4 separate regions of the Mus musculus genome follow, and all the other regions are linked to region 1. The links are chromatin loops, found by intact Hi-C in ENCODE. Cell type or tissue: heart. All regions are shown on one strand.

The links. Peaks named below come from ENCODE experiments on the same cell type or tissue, not always from the same donor. Only the 100,000 strongest peaks of a DNase experiment are listed, where the experiment ranks them.
Region 2: it touches region 1 in a loop (7-fold over the local background); 31 of 42 quality-filtered maps call a loop at or near these places.
Region 3: a loop joins it to region 1, with 6 times the contacts of the local background. A loop is called at or near these places in 20 of 42 quality-filtered maps.
Region 4: it touches region 1 in a loop (20-fold over the local background); 20 of 42 quality-filtered maps call a loop at or near these places.

What each region holds. Positions count from the first base shown.
Region 1 is chr2:91,983,370-91,988,369 of GRCm38, reverse strand. Creb3l1 (cAMP responsive element binding protein 3-like 1) reads left to right here. Exons shown (of 12, transcript NM_011957.2): 9 at 1,235-1,334; 10 at 2,083-2,209; 11 at 4,938-5,000. Among named protein-coding and RNA genes, the nearest start is that of Dgkz, 36 kb to the right of the region's middle. In heart, CTCF peaks have their summits at 2,072 and 3,708; DNase peaks (open chromatin) are centred at 619, 2,179 and 3,719; H3K4me3 peaks cover 851 bases; H3K27ac peaks cover 2,748 bases.
Region 2 is chr2:92,056,734-92,061,733 of GRCm38, reverse strand. No RefSeq gene overlaps it. Among named protein-coding and RNA genes, the nearest start is that of Gm31473, 31 kb to the right of the region's middle. In heart, a CTCF peak has its summit at 1,949; DNase peaks (open chromatin) are centred at 1,953 and 3,073; H3K4me3 peaks cover 2,251 bases; H3K27ac peaks cover 1,350 bases; H3K27me3 peaks cover 2,532 bases.
Region 3 is chr2:92,328,303-92,333,302 of GRCm38, reverse strand. It overlaps Phf21a (PHD finger protein 21A), which reads right to left. Exons shown (of 19, transcript NM_001362829.1): 9 at 4,902-4,991; 10 at 2,495-2,788. Among named protein-coding and RNA genes, the nearest start is that of Large2, 40 kb to the left of the region's middle. In heart, a CTCF peak has its summit at 2,260 (motif pointing right); no DNase peak of the experiment used is centred here.
Region 4 is chr2:92,435,654-92,440,653 of GRCm38, reverse strand. No RefSeq gene overlaps it. Among named protein-coding and RNA genes, the nearest start is that of Cry2, 4.1 kb to the right of the region's middle. In heart, a CTCF peak has its summit at 2,473 (motif pointing right); a DNase peak (open chromatin) is centred at 2,503; H3K4me3 peaks cover 286 bases; H3K27me3 peaks cover 582 bases.

The sequences.
Region 1 (5,000 bases):
CTAGGACCTTGTACACACCGCACAAACACTTTACCACTTCGCTAAGCTCCCTTGCTATGTTTTTAGTTTTTGTCTGTTTACATATTTTAAGTTTTTAGTTTGTTTATTTTTTGAGTATGTGTGTGCACACCATGCTGTTACCTGTGCAGGTTAGATGGCAAATTATAGTAGTCAATTCTCTCCTTCCACCCATAGGTACCAGGGACGGGACTGGGGTTATTAGGCTTGCTGGCAAGTACTTGTATGTGCTGAGCCATTTAACCACCCCTGTCACTTTTTGAAACATGTTCTTGTGTAGCCAGGTTGACCACAAACTCATGATGCCCTTGAAGCTGTCCTTGGACTCCTGATCCTCCTTCCCCTCTGGCTGCCTGGCCCAGTGCAAGGCTTCTTCCAGGCGTGCACCACCTAGCCTAACCTGAGTGCTCAATTTTTGAAATCAGGGTTTTTCTGTTTTGTAGCTCAGTCATGAACTTCCTATGTACTTGGGCATCCTTCTGTTTCCCAGGCCTCAGGAGAACTTGCTACATATTTTCTCCTTTCCTTTCTCAGACCCAGCTTCTCAGGCAGGAATGGGGTAGGGGCGGAGCCTTCAAACTTCACCTCGCTACCTCTGCCCTTAAAAATCTGTTTTAAGACTATTGCGCCACCTGCTGTCCACTTCAGGAACTGCATGAACACTGCTGGGTGGAGAAGTGCAGTATTAACCAGGATTCTGTGCTGGGCAGCACCTAGTTCTTGCCCTCAGTTAGCAACTGAGACAACAATGGAACTCCCCAAATAAAGCTAATGTGCTACAGGTGCTGTGATAATGGTAAAACAGCAATAAATGAACATAAACAATGGCCCATTTACTGACTGCACTACACACTATGTCAAGTGTCTTTCTTGTGGAATCAGGGTGCTGTGGGGTGCAAGGGAGGAGAGTCAATATCTCTGTGACTGGTGCTGCATAAGAAAAGGAAATCCATCCTCTCCTGAGAAGTCAGGAGCAAGAGTTAGGCACCCCTAAGCTTCTACAGGATGACCCAGCTTCCCACCATGAGTCAGGTCCCCGAGACCCAAGCCAGGCTGCAGAAAGCCTACCAGGAGGTGACCTTTTATATCTTGACTACAATGGGCACCAAAGCATAGAGGCCCAGTCAGGAGCCAGCCAGGGCTCCTCAGGAGAGGCCAGGATGCAGACATGGCTGCTGTACCTGAGTCCCCATGGTGACTTCTGTGCCTTCCTCAGGACCCTGCTCCAGCAGCTGCAGAAACTCCAGACTCTGGTCACCAGCAAGATCTCCAGACCGTACAAGATGGCAGCCACGCAGACCGGCACCTGCCTCATGGTAGGTGCTACTCCTTAGCATAAGGCAGCAGGGGGAAGCTCTTCTTGAGGCTAGCTCTCCAGGACAGTGAGCAGAGTCTGAGGGGACCAGTGACCTGTCCAGGCCAGTTCTAATAGATGTGAGGTTGATGCTGCTAAATCTAGTGAAAGGCAGGTCCTTGGAAAAGTGGCTTCTATAGATTCAAGGAGTGTGATTCTTCTTGGGATGGGTGATAGGGAGAAAATAAAGGAGCCCCCCTCAGGGTCCCCAAGGCTAGAGGGGACACCTAGGTCAGGCTCAGCCTCTGAGTGGCTCTCTTCCATTAGTCTGTCCTCCCTGGTAAGCACATGTTGCCTCTGACATTCTAAGGGCAGGGCCTCGCTGGAGCTCCCCGGGGCCCTTGGCTCCTTCTCAGGCTCAGGCTGCGAAGGTGATGTGGCTATGTGTCCTTCTCCCTGGTCACAGTTGCAACCCTCCCTTCCCCTTCCCCCCTTCCCCTTTCTTCCTTTCCTGATTTCTCTATAGGTGAAACCACACAGAACCCCGCCCTCTGGTCTCTGGTCCCTTTCATGTCACTAGATTGGATTAAAGGTGACTTGAACAGCCTGTGTCTGCTTCCAAGAGAGCAGCCAGCTCTGGGGAGGCATTTGGGGGAAACTGAGCCTTTTGCGTCCAATGCTTTAGGGTGAGGAGAGTTGGGAGTGGCCAGTCTTGTAGGCCTGCCCTGCCCCAGATCCGACTAATAATAGACTGCTCTGTCTACTACTAGGTGGCAGCCTTGTGCTTCGTTCTGGTGCTGGGCTCCCTTGTGCCCTGCCTTCCTGCATTCTCTTCCGGCTCAATGACTGTGAAAGAAGACCCTATCGCAGCTGACAGTGTCTATGCAGCCAGTCAGAGTAAGTACCTCCAAACTCTGGGTGTTAGCCAGTTACTAGAGAGAAGCCATATCAGCTGCACTCACACCTTTAATCCCAGCACTCTGGAGGCAGAGGCAGGTGGATCTATGAGTTCAAGACCAGCCCAGTCTACATGAGGAGTTCCAGACCAGCCAGGGATACATTAGTGAGACCCTGTCTCCAAAAAGTCTGGAGTGCTGGAGAGATAGATGGCTTGGTACTGGCTGCTCTTTTAGAGGACCCATGTTTGGTGCCTAACCACCCATATGGTGGCTCACAGCCACCTGCAACTCCAGTTCCAGGGGATGAGATGCCAAATTCTTGTCACCGAAGGCACCAAGCACCCAGGTAGTACACAGACACAATGGCAGGCAAAGCATTCATACACATTAAAAAAATTAAAAATAAATATTTATAAGAGATTTGGGTTGGCATTATCTCATTCTATACTCTTTTTTTAAAGATTTATTTATTATTATATGTAAGTACACTGTAGCTGTCTTCAGCCACACCAGAAAAGGGTATCAGATCCCATTACAGATGGTTGTGAGCCACCGTGTGGATGCTGGGAATTGAACTCAGGACCTCTGGAAGAGCAGTCAGTGCTCTTACCTGCTGAGCCATCTCTCCAGCCTGAGGACCAGATTCTTTGCCTCTCTGAGATCCTTTGGCGCAGCGATGTGGAGAGGGCAGACTTAGTGGGCGGCAGAGTGTTCTAGGGACAGCAAGTGAGTGTCAGTCTTCAGTCATTTCTGATGTGACAGTGTTAAGAAAGCCGCTGAGGCACAGGGGACCTGCAGCAGGTGTCAGGACTCTGCTGGGAGTGCCTACCCCTGGGGAGCATGGTAGTTGTGATGTGGGTGCCACCCCAATGGAGTGCGGTGTGGTTCATTTCAGAATCAGTCACAGCCGGCTCTGCATTTGCTAGTTGTGTGAGCCAGGGTGCACATCTTGGCTTCATGTTGATTTCTAGACTCCAGAAACTGCCATCCTTACAGTGAGCATATACCTTGCCTTCTGGAATAGCTCCTGACATGAGGGGAAAGACAGGCCACGAACAGCAAGAGTATAGGGAACAGCAAAGATTAGCATGGCTTTCAGAGGTAGAGGCCACTTCCGGTAGACCCATGGAAGAACTTCTAGGCCATCCTTCATATGCCAGGGACATGAATCTTACGTGGCTGAAGAGAAAGAGGAAACAGATGAGAGGTCAGAGAGAGGGGAGAGCAGGGAGTGTATGGAGAGGAGGGGTACTGCGGGGGTGGGGGTGGGGGCGGTGAGCAAGGCTGAGAGGCTAGAAGGGAGGACAGGAGCTGGGAGCTGGGAGGAGAACTGAGAGGAGAGGGGCTGCGATGGAGCGGTGGGGTGGGGCTGGCGCGGGGGCGGGGCGGGGCGGGCCAAGGCTATCAAGGACAGAGGAGAGGAAGCAGACACAGAAGAGGAGGGGCTGTGCTAAAGTACAAACCCCAGGGAGGGGGAGGGAGGACATGAATGAGCCTCTGGAGGGAGTGAAGCACAGGGCAGGGCAGAGGGCACGTCTGAGGAAGGAGGTGGCTTGTTGAGCGGGCTGGTTTCCGGACTGCAGCTTCACACAATGCCAGGGGCCGCCTTTTCCATAGATTCTCATAGATTAAACCCTGCAGGGGAAGCTGGGAGGCAGGCAGCAGACTGGAGCCAGGAAGCCAATTTACGGGGACCCTTGATGATGAGCTCTGGGAAGCGGGGCTTAAAGCACCTCATTCCCAGGGCTTCGTGTGAGATTTAATTGGCTTTAAGCTAAGGGCTTTATATAAAGCCTGGCACGGGTGTCCAACAAACATTCTTTTTTTTTTTTCTCTCCCCTTGACTTCCCAGAGGAACTAGCCTAGAAGAGAAAAGAAAAGGGTTTCCTTAATTCTCCCAGGAAGTAAGTGGCACGGGAGGATTCGAACCCAGCTCTCAGCAGGTCCTGTCAGTGTGATCCTAGCTTCTTAGGTCAAGGCCTAAAGAGCGTAGGTGTAAGGCTTACACGGGCTACAAAATTAATTAATGGCCTGCCTGAGCAACTTAGTGAGACCCCCCCCCGTCTCAATATAAACGAGAGAGAGAGAGAGAGAGAGAGAGAGAGAGAGAGAGAGAGAGAGAGAGAGAGAGAGAGAGTCTTGACCTAGCTATTACGAAGTTCTGGGTTCAGTCCTTAATATAAGGAGGGAAAAGTCCCAGTTCCCAGTAAGCAAACCATTATTGTCTTGCTCAGAAGTGCTACATTTTTGTGAGCTCCGAGCGGGGCGTGGTGGCGCACGCCTTTAATTCCAGCACTTAGGAGGCAAAGGCAGGCAGATTTCTGAGTTTGAGGCCAGCCTGGTCTACAGAGTGAGTTCCAGGACAGCCAGGGCTACACAGAGAAACCCTGTCTCGAAAAGCAAAAAAACAAAAACAAAAACAAAAACAAAAAGCAGCACAGCTTCAATTGTTATACTGCGTTTACTCATTGAATCCTTGAATCTCCGTGAGGTTGGTTATACTATCCCCATTTTACAGATCAACAAACTGATGCCCAGCAAAATCAGAGCAGAGTGTGTGACTAGCCTAAAATCACATAGCCAGGGATCCTCAGGGCTAGGAGGAGGAGTCAAGCCTGTAAGATGTCAGAGGCTGTACTCTTCATGCCCGGCAAGTGAATGAAGCAGATCCGGCAGAGGGCACATACCTGAGGGGCCTCCGTGGCTCACCCTGGTTTTCTCCACAGTGCCTTCCCGAAGCCTACTGTTCTACGATGATGGGGCAGGCTCATGGGAAGATGGCCGAGGTG
Region 2 (5,000 bases), 73 kb before region 1:
GAGTGGAATAAAAGACACCAGATGGGCCACAGACTGACAAAGGATTAGTATCCAGAATATATAAAGAACTCCCACACATAGGACATGACCAAAAGATGCACTGTCAAATAAACCAATGGCCAATTTAAAAAGGAGGAGAGGCAAATGGCCAATAAACAAAGAGAGTATGTTCCTATCTCTCTCACTTGTAAGCAGGGAACTGCAAATTAAAACATTGAAATGCCATTTCACACTCATGGGTTTGGCAACAATTTTAAAGTTTGACATTAGCAAGTGCTGGGGATGTAGAACACGGGGAACTCTCACATAACGAATGGAACTGTGAATTAGTACAACCACTTAAAACCCATTCAGCCATGCCCAACAACGCTGCCAGGTTCTGCGTCCTGAGTCCCGCAATTCTGCACCCAAGTATCTACCCAAACTCTGCTTTCAAACTCGGGAATGAGATTTTTAAAAAAGCTATTATAGCATTGTTTCTAACAGAAAAACAAAGTGAAAATGAGCTAAATATCTTCTAGAAGACGGGAAAAATAAAATGTGCTGAATTCATAACGGGTCCCCCGTCAGCACTGAAAAAGTATGATCAAGAAATACGTACATTAATGTGGGTTCATGCTGCCTAGTTTTTAAAAAAAATCAAGTTACACGATTATATATTCAGTCTAATAGCGTCTCTTCAACGTTTAAAGTAATTTTAGATGATTCCATTAAGTGTCTATAGGCACCAAGATATGGAGTAAAAACATAAAAGCGTGTGCTGGGAATGAAGAAGCCCCAACGTGCTTCCCAACGTGATTCCTCTGGGAAGGGATAGAAATTGGTTCAAAGAATTCCACCCAGATCCAAAGGATCCGTGCCCTTTTAAGAAACTCTGGATTGAGTAGAGGAAACCTTAAGTAAGGAAAGAGAGCATGTGATACAGACAAGCAGTTTTTGTAAGCTTCAGATTTTTAAATGCAATTTTTTTAAATGCAGTTTTTGTAAGGTTCAGATTTCTTAAATTGGCCTTTAACCTTTCAAAGGAATATTTGATTGAGTCGAGGTTGGGTTGGGTTGGGTACATCGGGAAGGCTGGGGGTCCTTAGGGTGGAGGAGGGATGAGGGAAAGAAAAAAGGTGTTCTAGGTAGAAGGAACCCAGCTATGGGAAGAAGGGAGCAGAAGGGGGCGGGGCACAGACCTTTGGCCACCTAGAAAGGTCCTGTAGTCCAGAAACATTTCACACCGCCAGATAGTAGAACGGGGGATGGGACACCCTTGAAGAAGAGACTCCCTCTGGAGTTCAGCAGAATAAGGAAAGGTAATCGGAGAGGGAGTAAACACTGAACAACTTAAATAGTGCTACTCAGGCAGGGTCTAAACTGGGATTAGTTTATGAGGTGTTAGAAAATGGCAGACCTGCTTGCTCAGGAAGATGGGGAGGGCCTGGAGCGCCAGGCTTCTCCACAGAAGCTGCGAGGCTTGGGCAATAGGGGTGTACGGGGCTCGAAATACAGGAGGATGTACTCGGGAGACCTTGGAGAGGAAGATGTTAATACCCAACGGAGTGAGGGTAATTCACAAGGTCACAGAGGGAGTAGCGTAGACTGTAGTAACCACTGCAGGTAGAAGCATCCAGGACGCATCGCGAGTGATCGGGTGGGTGGTGTCACCTTCACTGCGACGGAGAGTAACGGGGACAAGATGCAGCGAGTTGGAGATGCGTGCGTAGCAAACCAAGTGGACTTGCGGGGCGTGCTCCGGGCGCTGCGGGCGAGTGGGAGGCGCCAGAGACAGAGGAGGAGTCTGTCAGAGCGAGCACCAAGGGAGGAGAATCTGAGCTGAGGCCCTGAGGGATGATGAGGAATGGGTTCCGGGAGGATGCAGGGATGGGGAGCATTATGTTGATGCAGAGCAGCCTCCGCGCGGGTAGCGGTGCGCCAGGCTGGGCGGAGCCCGGACACCGGAGCAGGGGTTGGCACCTCCGTCCTCCCGGCCAGGCTGCGGTCGGAGCCTCGGGTGCACCCCGCAGCGGCAGGCGCAGGGTCTGACCCAGGGAGGCTTTTCCCAGCCGGGCATCCACGTAGCTGGAGTACCACCCGGCCGTCCCGGGCCACTGCAGACGCCTGGCGTGCGCAGGCCGCGCCTCCCTAGCCCGAGGGCCTAGAGACGTCACCGAGGCTCTGACGCGCGCTAACCCGGGCGCGGGTTTCCTCCCCGCAGGTCCCGGTCCTTGCAGCCCGCCGCCGCGTCCTTGGCCCTCCTCCCGGGATTCTAATTCGGGAAGACTGTTTGTCCTTCAGCTACTGATAAGGACTCGAGTTTGTGAATAATAATAATAATAATTTTAACAATTCCGGGAAAGAAATAACCATACTCGAGAAACATAATAATAATAACCAGCCCGATAGACCTCTGCTCCTGTGCTCAGTGCTCTTAAGGACAATAATGACAACAGTCATAATAGCCACAGTTTATTAAGCGCTTACTCTTCCATCGCAGTGTTAAGCGCTTTGCAGGCAACAACCCTCGGAGGTAAGTACCGTTATGCTCCCTATTTTTCAGGAAACTAGGGCAGAGAGGTTAAGTAACCTGCCCCAGGGCACACAACTAGCTGATGTCAATGCCAGAATCCCAACCTAGGCTGCCTGTTCTAGTGTAATCCTCGAGCCAATCCGTCAAGGTCGGGAGCATTCTCTCCATCTTAAAGATGAGGAAAACAAGGCACATGGAAATTTAAGTACCTTGCCCAAGGTCACCTAGCTGGATGAGGCAGAAAGCGAACCCAGGGCTCCTCTCTGTCCGCAGAACCCTCGATCTTGGCCATAGGCGATGCCATTTCCAAACCACCTCGGATAGCCCCGGCTTCTGGGAGGCAAAAGCAGCCGCTGGTGGATTTGGGTAGATTCCTGCAGCTTCCGCTCAGCTGATGAACCGGGTGTTTTGGAGCAGCGTCCTTGCTCTGCCTTCAAGCGTAGGATGGGGACGCCTCTCCTGGAATCCAGACCCAGACTAGGCTCGGCGATCCCGAGAAGGGACGGAGCGGGGGCGGAGGCAGCGGAAGGAATCCCGAGTCCCATTTGACCAGCGGCGGGTCTAGGCTCCGGATTTGCACCATATAACCAGCAGAGGGCGCTGCCGCTCGCGCATGGAGTTTCCGTCCCCTCTGCCTACAGCCGCCTGCAGTGGCTTTCCTTCTCCAGGTGACTGAGCCCACGCCGCATTTAGACCGGCTTCTTTAGACCGATTGACATTCGTTCAAGGCTTCCCAAGTCCCAGCCGCTTCGATCTTGTTTTGTATAAGGGGGCAACGGCAGAGATTCCACTCGGTTAAAAGGCCTAGGTGTTTGCAAATTCAGCTCGGTCTGGTCAGGTCTTCCCTTCTAGTGAGCCCGAGGGTGATTTAAAATGGAGGTAGACCCTCCACTTGAAGTAGATTACAAATATTCTTTCCTTTTCCAAAATGGCAGATGATGACTAAAGAGAGAGCCCACAGACGAGAGGGTCTATTTTCATAACAGCCGCCGCCTATTGGTCGCACCAGGCCCTTTTTAGACCTTGATACAGTATGGCCTGTACCGTGGGGATCATGATTCCTGTTTGATGTAAAGTCAAAAAACTAGTAAATAATGACACCTGGATTTAATCTAGGAACTCCCTTAATTAACAGTTACATTCCCAATACCCAGAATGCACAAGCAGACACAACTGATTGGAAGATATTGGTTATAATCCCAAATCTACCGGTGCTTAGAACCCTACCATGGAATCGGGGACTTGGCCAGCTTTCTGAGCTCCCCCCCCCCACCCCGAACTCAAATCTCTAAAACAGAAAAATAAAATATAAAGGTGGCCTGAGAGCATGAGCTGGAGGCTTTTTGCTCAGGCTTGGAAGAATATCCAGTGAGGCTCAGTCACTTCCTATGTCTGGGCTCTGAAGACATAAAGGTGGATCTAGGAAAATCTGAAACGCATGGAAGGGAAGGGGAAAACTCTTTCTGTGGCTTTTACTTTAAACTAAGCCTCATTTTGCTATTTGTGCTATATTTTTAAATTAACGTGGCTCTCCCCACCCTTGAAATTGGCACACAAATAGCAAAAACAGAAGGAAGGCCAGCTCGCAGCTTTAAATGTGGTTCTCAAGAAGGAGGGACCGGACTTAAAAAGGAAATGGGAATTAAAATGAGGTGTCTAATTCAGACAGACTTTCCACGAGGAATTTAGATCACGGCTCTTGTAACAGGAGTGTTGTCTGGGGCTGGGGCTGGGTCTGGGTCTTGTGTCTAAATGGGAGTGCCCCCAATGAAGAGGTTGAATCTTCCTTTTTGAATACGCCTGCATCTCTGATCATCTGGGTGTAAGATTCAGGGGTGGGGTGGGGCCCTGCCCCCTGGATCTGTCTCTCAGTCGTCTTACTTTTCCAGAAGTTTGTTTGGAAATTCAATCCAGGTGTGACCGTCAATAATCACAACCTTAGGCGTGGTTAAGTAGAAGGACTCCTTGACTATAGCATTAGCAGCTGGTGGCTTTTCCAGACAGGGAAGCCAGTGAACAGATCTCAGGAGACTTGTCACCTAATAGCTGTCTCTGTTGCACTGTCTTTGAGCCAGAAGAATTAGCCCTCTTCACTCAACACAAGAGAACTCAGGCTGTCCTCGGCTGCCTCCTGCAAAATAGTGGGCCTCTTTGTCCTTCTGGGTAACGCCTTTCCTTCTGTCAGAGCATTCAGTCCACAAACATGTGACGACAACCCGAAACATACATCAGCTATCGATATAGCAGAGACCCCAACGTGAGCCCAAGGCGCATGGTTTCAACTTTCCTGCCGCGCTCCATGATATTAATAACTTTCTTCTCCAGCTGGCTCCTAACTCCCATTCCTTTGGCTCATAAAAGCACTGCTACCCAGACCGAAACAGATCGGGCCATATTTATGAAGCACGACTTACAATGAAAATCCCAAACTGACACAGTACTCCGCTGCTGACAGGAAAATGCTACTTTAAACAGCATTGACTGC
Region 3 (5,000 bases), 340 kb before region 1:
TGAAGTCAGAAATTCTGAGAATAGAACCTAGTCTAGAGAGTTCCTGCTAACTGTGCTAATCTGTATGACTACTATGCCAGATGGCCTGCCAACTAAACCTGCAGTGACCAGATTCCTTCTAGCAAAGAGAAAAGCCATACTACTAGCAAGAAGGCCTTCAACTTAGAGCTTAGGTGCTAATAAAATCAAACCATAAGATGCCATTAACATGGAAGTCCAAGACATGAAAAGATGCCCAAGACCTAGAAAAGACTGTGCTAAAACACATAGTTTGCTTCTGTTGTTTTAAAGTTCAGTTAGCAAGTAAATAGAAAATATCTGGAGGTATGTAATAGAAAATGTTAATACTAATTAACTACTGGTAGTAAAATTAATATAATAGAAAATGCATAGGTTGTAGGGAGAGTATCTTTTATAATTTATATTTCTGTGATATTTGCATTTTTAAAATCATGGATGCTGTTTGTATAATCAGAAAAAGAAATGGAAAAAATAAGATGAAAATGTGTTTGTGTGTGTGTATATATGTTTTTTTTTAATGTATATGAGCACACTGTCACTGTCTTCATGTATACCAGAAGTGGGCACTGGATCCCACTGCTGATGGTTGTAAGCCACCATGTAGTTGCTGGGAATTCTGGAAGAATAGTCGTGCTCTTAATCGCTGGGCCATCTTTCCAGCCCCTTTTGTTTTTTAAGATAGGGTTTCTTTGTATAGTCTTGGCTGTCCTGGAATTAGCTTTGTAGACTAGACTGGCCTTGAACTCAGAGATCTACCTGTCTCTGACTCCTGAGTGCTGGGATTAAAGGTGTGTGCCACCACTGCCTGGCAAAAAGCTTTTTCTTTACTTAGCAAAAGGTAAAAGAGAAGTGATGGAAAGTGGCACTGTGCAGTCACCTTCTGAGGTGCACAGAGGCCCCACAGCACGACTAAGACTCAGCACAGCTTCAAGGACTTGTCCCTTACGCCCCTGTACTTGAGCACACGACTTTCCATATTTAAGCACCAAGGCCCGACTGCCACACAGTCTAAAAACTTCTGATTTAGTTGGTGTTAGTAATTTGTTTCAGAATAGCCCTCATAGCACTTCCTGGTGTTTGGGCAGGCTCTGCAGGAATGGTGATGAGCTGTCTTGTGTGTTTCCTAAACACAAAGTTTTATAATTCAACTCTGCTGCCTGGGAGTGTGTATGCAAGATTCTTCTGTTTAAGAAGGCCAAGGCAGCCTGTGACAACCCCACCAGGGGCCGGGCTCTCTGAATCATGGTTGGCCACCCGCTCAGGCAGAAGACTGAGACTCACCAGAGACTATTTTCTCATGGATGAGAGACCAAGTCTGAGTGATTAGAAACAGCCCAGGACACTGATGGTTTGAGACAAGCACATGATTGAAAATGTTCATAGTAACTAACTACTACAGGTAAAATTTTGTAAAATATTTCAGAAAATGCATAAGTTGGGGGAGAGAATCTTCTACAACTTATATTTCTGTGATGTCTGTATCCTTAAGTCACATGTATTATATCTATATAATCAGAAAAGGAAAAGGAAAAATAAAATGGAAATTAAAAAAAACAAAACAAAACAACTTTTTCTTTATAAAGTCAAGTGAGGTTTAGCGATGGGAAATGGGACCATGAAGCCCTGTCAAGGAGCTCAGTGCTCTACAGCTAGAGGGCAGTCCTGGCTTGCAGCCAGGGCTGGGAGCAGGTGGCAGCCATCTTGCAGCCTAAGCCTCCTGGATTCCAAATTATAGACTGCCCCAGCAGGCCAATGGCTAGTTAAAGCAACTTCTTGAAAACTGTTTTTCTCTGAAGCCTACTGTTGTCACTGCTCTTTCTCTTGACAGGAAAGAGTGACGGTTAGAAATCCCTTCTCCCCAAGGCTGCTCTTGTGCCTTCAAGGTTTTATTTTTGGAGGTAACCAGTTTTCCTCTAGTCTTACTAACTTTACTAAATTATGATAAAAATCTGAATTTAGAAAATATAAAGGTAGGGCTTCAATGTTTGAACTAAAATAAAATGTCTGCTACATGTAGTCTAGAAAGTTACAGTTTGGTTCTATGTCATCTGTGATGATCAAGGAAGTTTCTGAAATGAAATCCCTTCTCTGCTTTGTTTATTGCTCCTGAGTGACGCTCCCAGTTGGGTCTTCACTTGGACTCTCAGTGGGTAAAGTAACCATGGTATTTTCTGTTCCAGTATGGGGTGCTTCCTCCCTGAGGCAGAGGGGCCTGTCTGTGAATTTCTGCATCAAAGCCAGCAGGGGGAGCACATTTACATAAGACTCTGAAGCCTTGGGAAAACAATTCAACTTAATTCAGGAGAAAGGCTCTTTTGAATGTGAGTGAATTATCATACAATAAAGTGATAGGATGTTGATTTGGTGCTGAGATGAAGAACACTTGAGAAAGAGTATTTAGAAAGCGTCCAGCAGCTGCTGTTTCAAGGGCAAGGCTATTGCCACAGCAGGTGCAGACACACTCTGCCCTTACCTGTTTCTCCAGGCTTGGTTTGCTAAGCTGTACAGTCTGAGGTCCAGGGAGTCTGGTCCCTGGAGTAGCTATGACAATGCTGGTGAGCTGGGCCATGGGGAACGTTTTGGCTATGGTTGCAGTCTGTCCATTGACAACACGGACAGGGTGGATGGAATTCTGGGATGTGGGGAGGGTTGTGGGTGTAAACTTGGTCAGCATGACAGGCCTCTGGATAAGCTGAGGAGCTGCAAGCATGGGAGGAGGCGCTGGAGCGATAGGAATGTTATTCTGGGCCACAGGCTTGGGTCGAACCTATGAGAGAGAGAGAAAAAAAATCTGCATTACCAGAAGTAGCAAGTCTTCCAGTGTTTCCAAGCATACTGGTACCAAGTGTGGCCCATGACAGTCTTCTTGTTTGTTTGTTTGTTTGTTTGTTTGTTTTTTGAGCCAAGGTTTCTCTGTGTAGCCCTGGCTGTCCTGGAACTCACTCTGCAGACCAGGTTAGCCTTGAACTCAGAAATCCGCCTGCCTCTGCTTCCCAAGTGCTGGGATTAAAGGCGTGCGCCACAGCCGCCCGGCCAATGACAGACTTCTAAGTCTGAATGTTTAGGTTAATTTAAAATGATCCCGTGATGGCTGCTACTGATACAGCAGCAAGACCTTGTTGCTACACCTATATACATTTCTAAAGCACAAAAGCTTCATGAAATCTACCAACATATCACATTAATTAATTTTAGTTTGAAAAACATGAACTAAACCTTTGATTCTTTCCTGAAAGCCTTTCATACAGCTGTTGTGAGAAAGAAAATAGGCAGTCAGCTGGGCAGTGGTGGCACACGCCTTTAGTCCCAACACTTGGGAGGCAGAGGCAGAGGCAGAGGCAGAGGCAGATGGATTTCTGAGTTCAAGGCCAGCCTGGTCTACAGAGTGAGTTCCAGGACAGCCAGGGCTACACAGAGAAACCCTGTCTCAAAAACAAACAAACAAAAAACCAGACAGACAAAAAACAACAACAACAACAACCCCCCCCCCCAAAAAAAAACCCAAAGAAACCAGGCAGTCCATATAAAGTGCCTAGGACTAGAGGCAGAGTCTCTGAAGATCAGCTCATGACATTTTAATGTCCAGCCTGTGCTTCCTGTCCATTTCCAACCTGTTGTCTACCAGCAAAAAGAGGGAATCTCTAAGACATCCAGTTAAGTATTTGCCTGTAAACACTTCCATAGACCCCCTTGCTGCTAGGACTCAACCCACATCTCTGCACAATGGTGACGATCCACAGGCTCGCTCTTCTCCAGGACACTTTTCCAGGATCTTCTTTAAGTCTAACCTGGGTAGCCTCATGGTCTCTGCACAGCCACAGCAAATCTCCTTGGCTTTTTGAATGTACATGGTGTGTCTCCACTCAAGACATGAAAGCCTACTTGGTACTCTCAGCCTGGGACATTTAAAAAATTCCTTCTTCAAAATATATCAGACAGACTTTACTAGGGTTTTAGGTCTCACATTGAATGTAGACTATTCTAGGAAATCATGAATGTACTTTCTCAGTCCAGAATGGTCTGTGTCCCATCCACACGTTCAGTCTACCGTACTCCCCTATGGACGCTAATACCCTATAGGCAACTGTGATGCTGCTGCAGCTGTGTCTTGGAAATTAGCATATTCAGGACACAATAGCTTGGAACGTTTGCTACCAACAGTAAAGATCTATCTGATAAATAAGAGGATGGTCTTCTCTCATGCTAGTACTATATGACCCCTCACAGACAGACTCCTTTTTCTCTGTGTCTGAAAGCTATACTCTCAGAGCATAAGTGTTGGTCTTTCTATTGGATGGACTGCTTGGGGTCGAGCAGAGTCAGTCTAGTTGCTGGGTAGAAAAGCCCGATGCAGACCCCTATGCCAACTCCTGTAAGCCAGGTGTCACAAGGGCTCGTCTGGCTGTTGATTCTCCTTCTAGTCTTTTTTTTTTTTTTTTTTTTTTTTTTAAAAAGGGGCTGCTTGCCCACTCCTCCCCCCCACTTTTAAAAAAGATTTATTTATTATATATGTAAGTAGACTCACTGTAGCTGTCTTCTGACAATCCAGAAGAGGAGGTCAGATCTCATTACAGATGGTTGTAAGCCACCATGTGGTTGCTAGGAATTGAACTCAGGACCTCTGGAAGAGCAGTCAGTGCTCTTAACCTCTGAGCCATCTCTCCAGCCCTCCTTCTAGTCTTTTTAGCAAAGTTTCCCTTTGCTAAATATGGCTATATTTCCCCCAACCAAGGTAATGGTGCCACGATGCTTCCCTCCACTGGTATTATCCTGGCCGCCTTCCTTCTCTCAGGTAGTTTCACTGCCCCTTCACTGCATGGGCAAGCCCCTGAGGATATCACCACACTTCCCACGGGTGGAGTTCCCACTGCCTCACTCACCTGTGGAAGGAAGTTTGGGCGTGGAGTGAGTCTAGGAGGAGGGATAAACTGTGGTACTTTGATGGGCTGAGGAGGTGTTGCTTGAACCTGCTAAGAAAC
Region 4 (5,000 bases), 450 kb before region 1:
GGACAGAGGCAGGATGGGACAGAGCAGGAAAGACAACAGTGAGAGCCAAGCAACAGGTTTCAGTGGCAGAGAAGCAGGGCTAAGTTAGAGGTTCGCTGAGAGACTGCCGCAGAGAAAAGGCCAGCAGCCTTATACAATAAAGACATCTCCATGTCTTTATTATTGAAACCTAAGCCGGACCCCAAAGCCCTGCAATAGCTGAAACTTGTAAACACGCAAAGGGGGAAAACTCAGACACAGAAGGACAGATGTTGCGCGCCTCCACATATGTGAGGGGGACTAGTTTTCATGAGCTGGCAACAGAACAGAGGTAACTAAGGTGTTGAGCAGGAAGGAATGGTGGTACACTGTTTGATAGGTACAGGGTTTCTATGGGGACGATGTAATGTGACTAAAATGTTAATTTGTGTTGTACATATTTTATAATAGCAGAATAACACACACACACACACACACACACACACACACACAGGGAAGGGCCTGGGACATAGCTTCATTGGTAGAGTACTTGCCTGTCATGCACAAAGCCCTGGGTTTTACTCCCACCATTACATAAAAACCAGATGCATGCTGCACACCTGCAATTCCAGCATTTGGGAAGTGGAGGCAGGAGGATCAGAAGCTGGAGAAATTGCCTTGGTCTTGCAGAGGACCTAGGCTCAGTTCCCAACACCCACATGGTAGCCCACAACTGCCTGTAAGTCCAGTTCCAAGGGATCTGACACCTTCTTCAGGCTTCTGTGGGCTCCTGCATGCATGTGGTATGTACAGACTTACACAGGTGCACACACATACACATAAAAATAATACGTGTTTTTTTAAAAAACAAGATTAGGGTGGGCGGTGGTGGCTCACACCTTTAATCCCAGCACTTGGGAGGCAGAGGTAAGCGGATTTCTGAGTTCAAGGCCAGCCTGGTCTACAAAGTGAGTTCCAGGACAGTCAGGGCTACACAGAGATTTTCCTGTCTTGGAAAATCAACAAAATAAAACAAAACAACAAAAAAACCAAGATTAGTCTAGGCTATATGTAACTGTCTCAAAACCTCACAAAGAAAAAAAGAAAGAAAATGAATTACAGTGGCAGACACACAAGGTGACCAGCATACAGAAAGCAAGGTCAGAAGGTCCAGTGCCTCAGAGAAGCAGACTAGCAGAGGAGGGGGAAAGCACCATTGGCGGCCTGAGGACAGGTTCACGCTCTGTGCTTGCCTGTGTGGAGAGGGCTTGTTGACGCTTCTGGATGGGGAGCTCATCAACGTTAGCTGTGGGCCTCTTTCCATGTGGAAGAATTCTTTCAGTATTCTGGATCTGACCTCTTTCTTTCTTTTTGAGTTCTTGTTTTCTGCACAGATTCTTGCAGTGTAGCCTCCCAGCTTTAAACCTGCGCTCCTCTGTGTTCTTAGGGTCACCATATCTCCCTCTGCTCTGTTGCTTGTTCTCCAACTTTCTTATCATTTTCAATAAGCAGAAGCTCTTGAACTTATTGTCATTTAAAACTCCAGCTTATTAATTTTTCCCTGAATGGATGCTTTTCATGTCTTGTTCAAGAAATTATTATCTGTATCCCCCAAAAAGTGAAGAAATTCTTCTCTACTGTTTTAGTTTAGTTTGGAGTTAGCTTGTGTAAGTGTTGGGAGATACAGCCAAGTGTCTCCTTTTGGTTTTTACACTAGGGTACTGGGTTGACCCATTAGCATTATAACAAAAGCCATTTTCCCACATTGCACAAAGATATCATGTCATAAATGTAATGTTCACATTTTTATTTTTTATTTTATGTGACTGAGTGGTGTGTGTGTGTGTGTGTGTGTGCCTGGTGCCTGCAAAGGCCAGAATAGATTCCCTGGAACTAGAGCTGCAAAGGCTGTGAGCCACCATGTGGGTGGGACTAAACCCAAGCTCCCTGCAAGAGCAGCCTGAGCCGCCTCTCAGCAGTCATCCACTCATTCTTATCTGCTTCTGGATTCTCAATTAGGAGCCTTTTGTCTAGTTACCTTCCTCTCATCCTACACAGCACCTGTCGTTTTCCTCGTCTCTGTTTTTCTTTCTTCTCTTTTTTGTTTTTTTTTTGTTTTGTTTTGTTTTTTGTTGTTTTTTGTTTTGTTTTGTTTTGTTTTTTTGATACAGGGTTTCTTTATGTCGCCCTGGCTGTCCTGGAAGTCACTCTAGACTAGGCTGGCCTTGAACTCAGAGATCCGCTTGCCTCTGCATCCAGGCAGCTGGCTTGAAGGTGTTTGACACTACATCTGATTAGGCTATTTTTCGAATGAAGGTAGCGTAGAGAATTGAAGAAGCTTGTCCGAGTAAATACGTCATTTATTAGTTAATTGTGGAGCTGCAAACTGAACTAAGAGAAAGTTTAGCGACTCCTCAAACTGAATAGTTGAAAGGACCAATATATATTTTTGGGTGTATTCTTGGAAGCTGCACCAAGACTGGAATCCAGATGGATTCGTGCTTTCCAAGTCCCACCACTAGAGGGCGTGAGAACCTTAAAATCTCTATGCTTGTCCCGCCCTCTGCGTTGTCACCTTTCCACCAATCATCAGATATTTACAGGAAGGGCAGGTCCAAATCAGAACGTTTTCACATATGGTCTCTACAGAGGACTTTGACCCAAGGAAACAAACAAAACAGGGCTGATTTATCTTAAAGGTGGTCAGGGAAGACAGCATTCACTTTCTGGATGACCCATTACATCCTTGAAGTACCAGGTTGCCCCTTGGGTCCTCCCCTCCTTCCTTCTGCCTTTAGTGGAAGATGAACCAGCCATTTGTGACTCTTTTAAAGAGGGAGGTGGGGAGCTCCGAGGTGACCAAAATAGAATTCAAATTTCTGCTTCTTTAGTCATGTGCAGGTTTGTGTGCCCTCACTCTGGTATCTCCACCGTACTCATTTTAAGACACAAAATTACAAAGTGGACTTTGTCCTCTGATGTCCTTTCAGGAGTCAAAACTGGTGTTCTGACCCTTGAATGTCGCCCAGGTACTTTACCCAAGCACTGGACATCCATTCTGTGGAATGAATCATCCTTATCAACTTAAGTACGCAAGCCACACAAAACAAAGACGATGACACAGCAAGATGGAACCAGTTCACAAGCAGTAGAGGCCACACTGTCCCTCCCTCTGGTTCAGATGTTTATAGATAGTGTCCATGAAAAATGGCTGAGTTGTTAGGCTTATCTTTGTTTTTCATTATTGCTGTAATATTGAGGGTTTTTTTATGATTAAAAGTCTCATTTACTGGGTCAATTATGGAATACAGGTCATATGTAAAAAAAGGCTTGGGAATTGCAAAGAAGGAAAAATTGGATGCAGATCCTGCTTTCCAGAATAGCAACTGCTCACTGTGCCCAAGGAACTATGTATCACCTTGCTGTATCTACTAAGAAAGGGGGGGGGGGGCTGCCGGGCGTGGTGGCTCCCAGCACTTGGGAGAAAGAGGCAGGTGGATTTCTTTTTTTTTTTAAATAAATACATGTACATTTTAAAAAAAAGATTTATTTATTATTATATGTACGTACACTGTAGCTGTCTTCAGACACACCAGAAGAGGGAGTCAGATCTTGTTACAGATGGTTGTGAGCCACCATGTGGTTGCTGGGATTTGAACTCTGGACCTTCGGAAGAGCAGTCGGGTGCTCTTACCCACTGAGCCATCTCACCAGCCCGTCAGGTGGATTTCTGAGTTTGAGGCCAGCCTGGTCTACAAAGTGAGTTCCAGGACAGTCCAGGGCTATACAGAGAAACCCTGTCTCGAAAACAAAACAAAACAAAAAATCCACAAAAAAAAAAAGTGAGGGGGCCTGGAGAGATGGCTCTGTGGTTAAAAGAACTACTTGTGGTGATTTGAGTAAGAATGGCCCCCATAAGCTCAAATACTTGAATGCTTGATCCACAGTTGGTGGAACTGTCTGGGAAGGATTAGGAGGTGTGGCCCTGTTGGAAGAGGTGTTTCACTGGGGTTGGGCTTTAATATTTCAGAAGCTAAAGCCATTGTTAGTTAGCCTTCTCTGCCTCCTACTTGTGGATCAGATGTAAGCTCTCACAACTACTCCAGAGCTGTGCCTGCCTGCCTGTCTGCTTCCATTTTCTTCATCGTGATGGTCAGAGACTCTAACTCTCTGGAACCATGAACCCCCGAATTAAATACTTTATAAGTTTCTCTGGTCAGGGTGGTTTACCATGGCGATAGAAGAGTAATTAAGACTCTGATCTTCCAGAGGAAGATCCCAGCATCCACATCAGGTGGCTCAGAACCTCGTGTAGACTCCAGCTCCAGGGGACCCAATGCTCTCTTCTGGCCACACTGATGTCCACATGCAGATGGCATCCATGAACAGACATACACATAAAAAATAATAAAAATAAGCAATAACAACAAGTCAACCAGCTTGTCTAGGGTCATACTGAGCAAGCAGAATTTGAGTTCAGCCTCTTCATAAACAAGAGAGAGCAGCCCCAGGCTGCAGAGAGCTCACAGTTTATAGACACAGCATTATGGGAGTTTAGAGGAGAAGAGAAGAATTTATTCCCTGAATGGCCATTTGTGAATGGACCACCCCTTACTCTCCCTGTTCTCTTCCTTGTAGGGGGACCCAGGGAGATAGAAAAAAAAGAGAAAAGCATACAATACCTCAAAAGAAAAAAAAAGGGGGGGGGTAAGCCGGGCTTGGTGGCGCACGCCTTTAATCCCAACACAGGAGGCAGAGGCAGGAGGATTTCTGAGTTCAAGGCCAGCCTGGTCTACAAAGTGAGCTCCAGGACAGCCAAGGCTCTACAGAGAAACCCTGTCTCGAAAAACCAAAAAAAGAAAAGAAAAGAAAAGAAAAGAAAAGAAAAGAAAAGAAAAGAAAAGAAAGGGGACGCGCGAGAGATGGTTCAGAGGTTAACAGTGTGTACGTTCCTTGCAGAGAACCTGACTTGGGGGTACTTCTCAGCACCCACAACAGGAGGCTGGTAACAGCCTTGTAACTCCAACCCCCAGAAACACTCT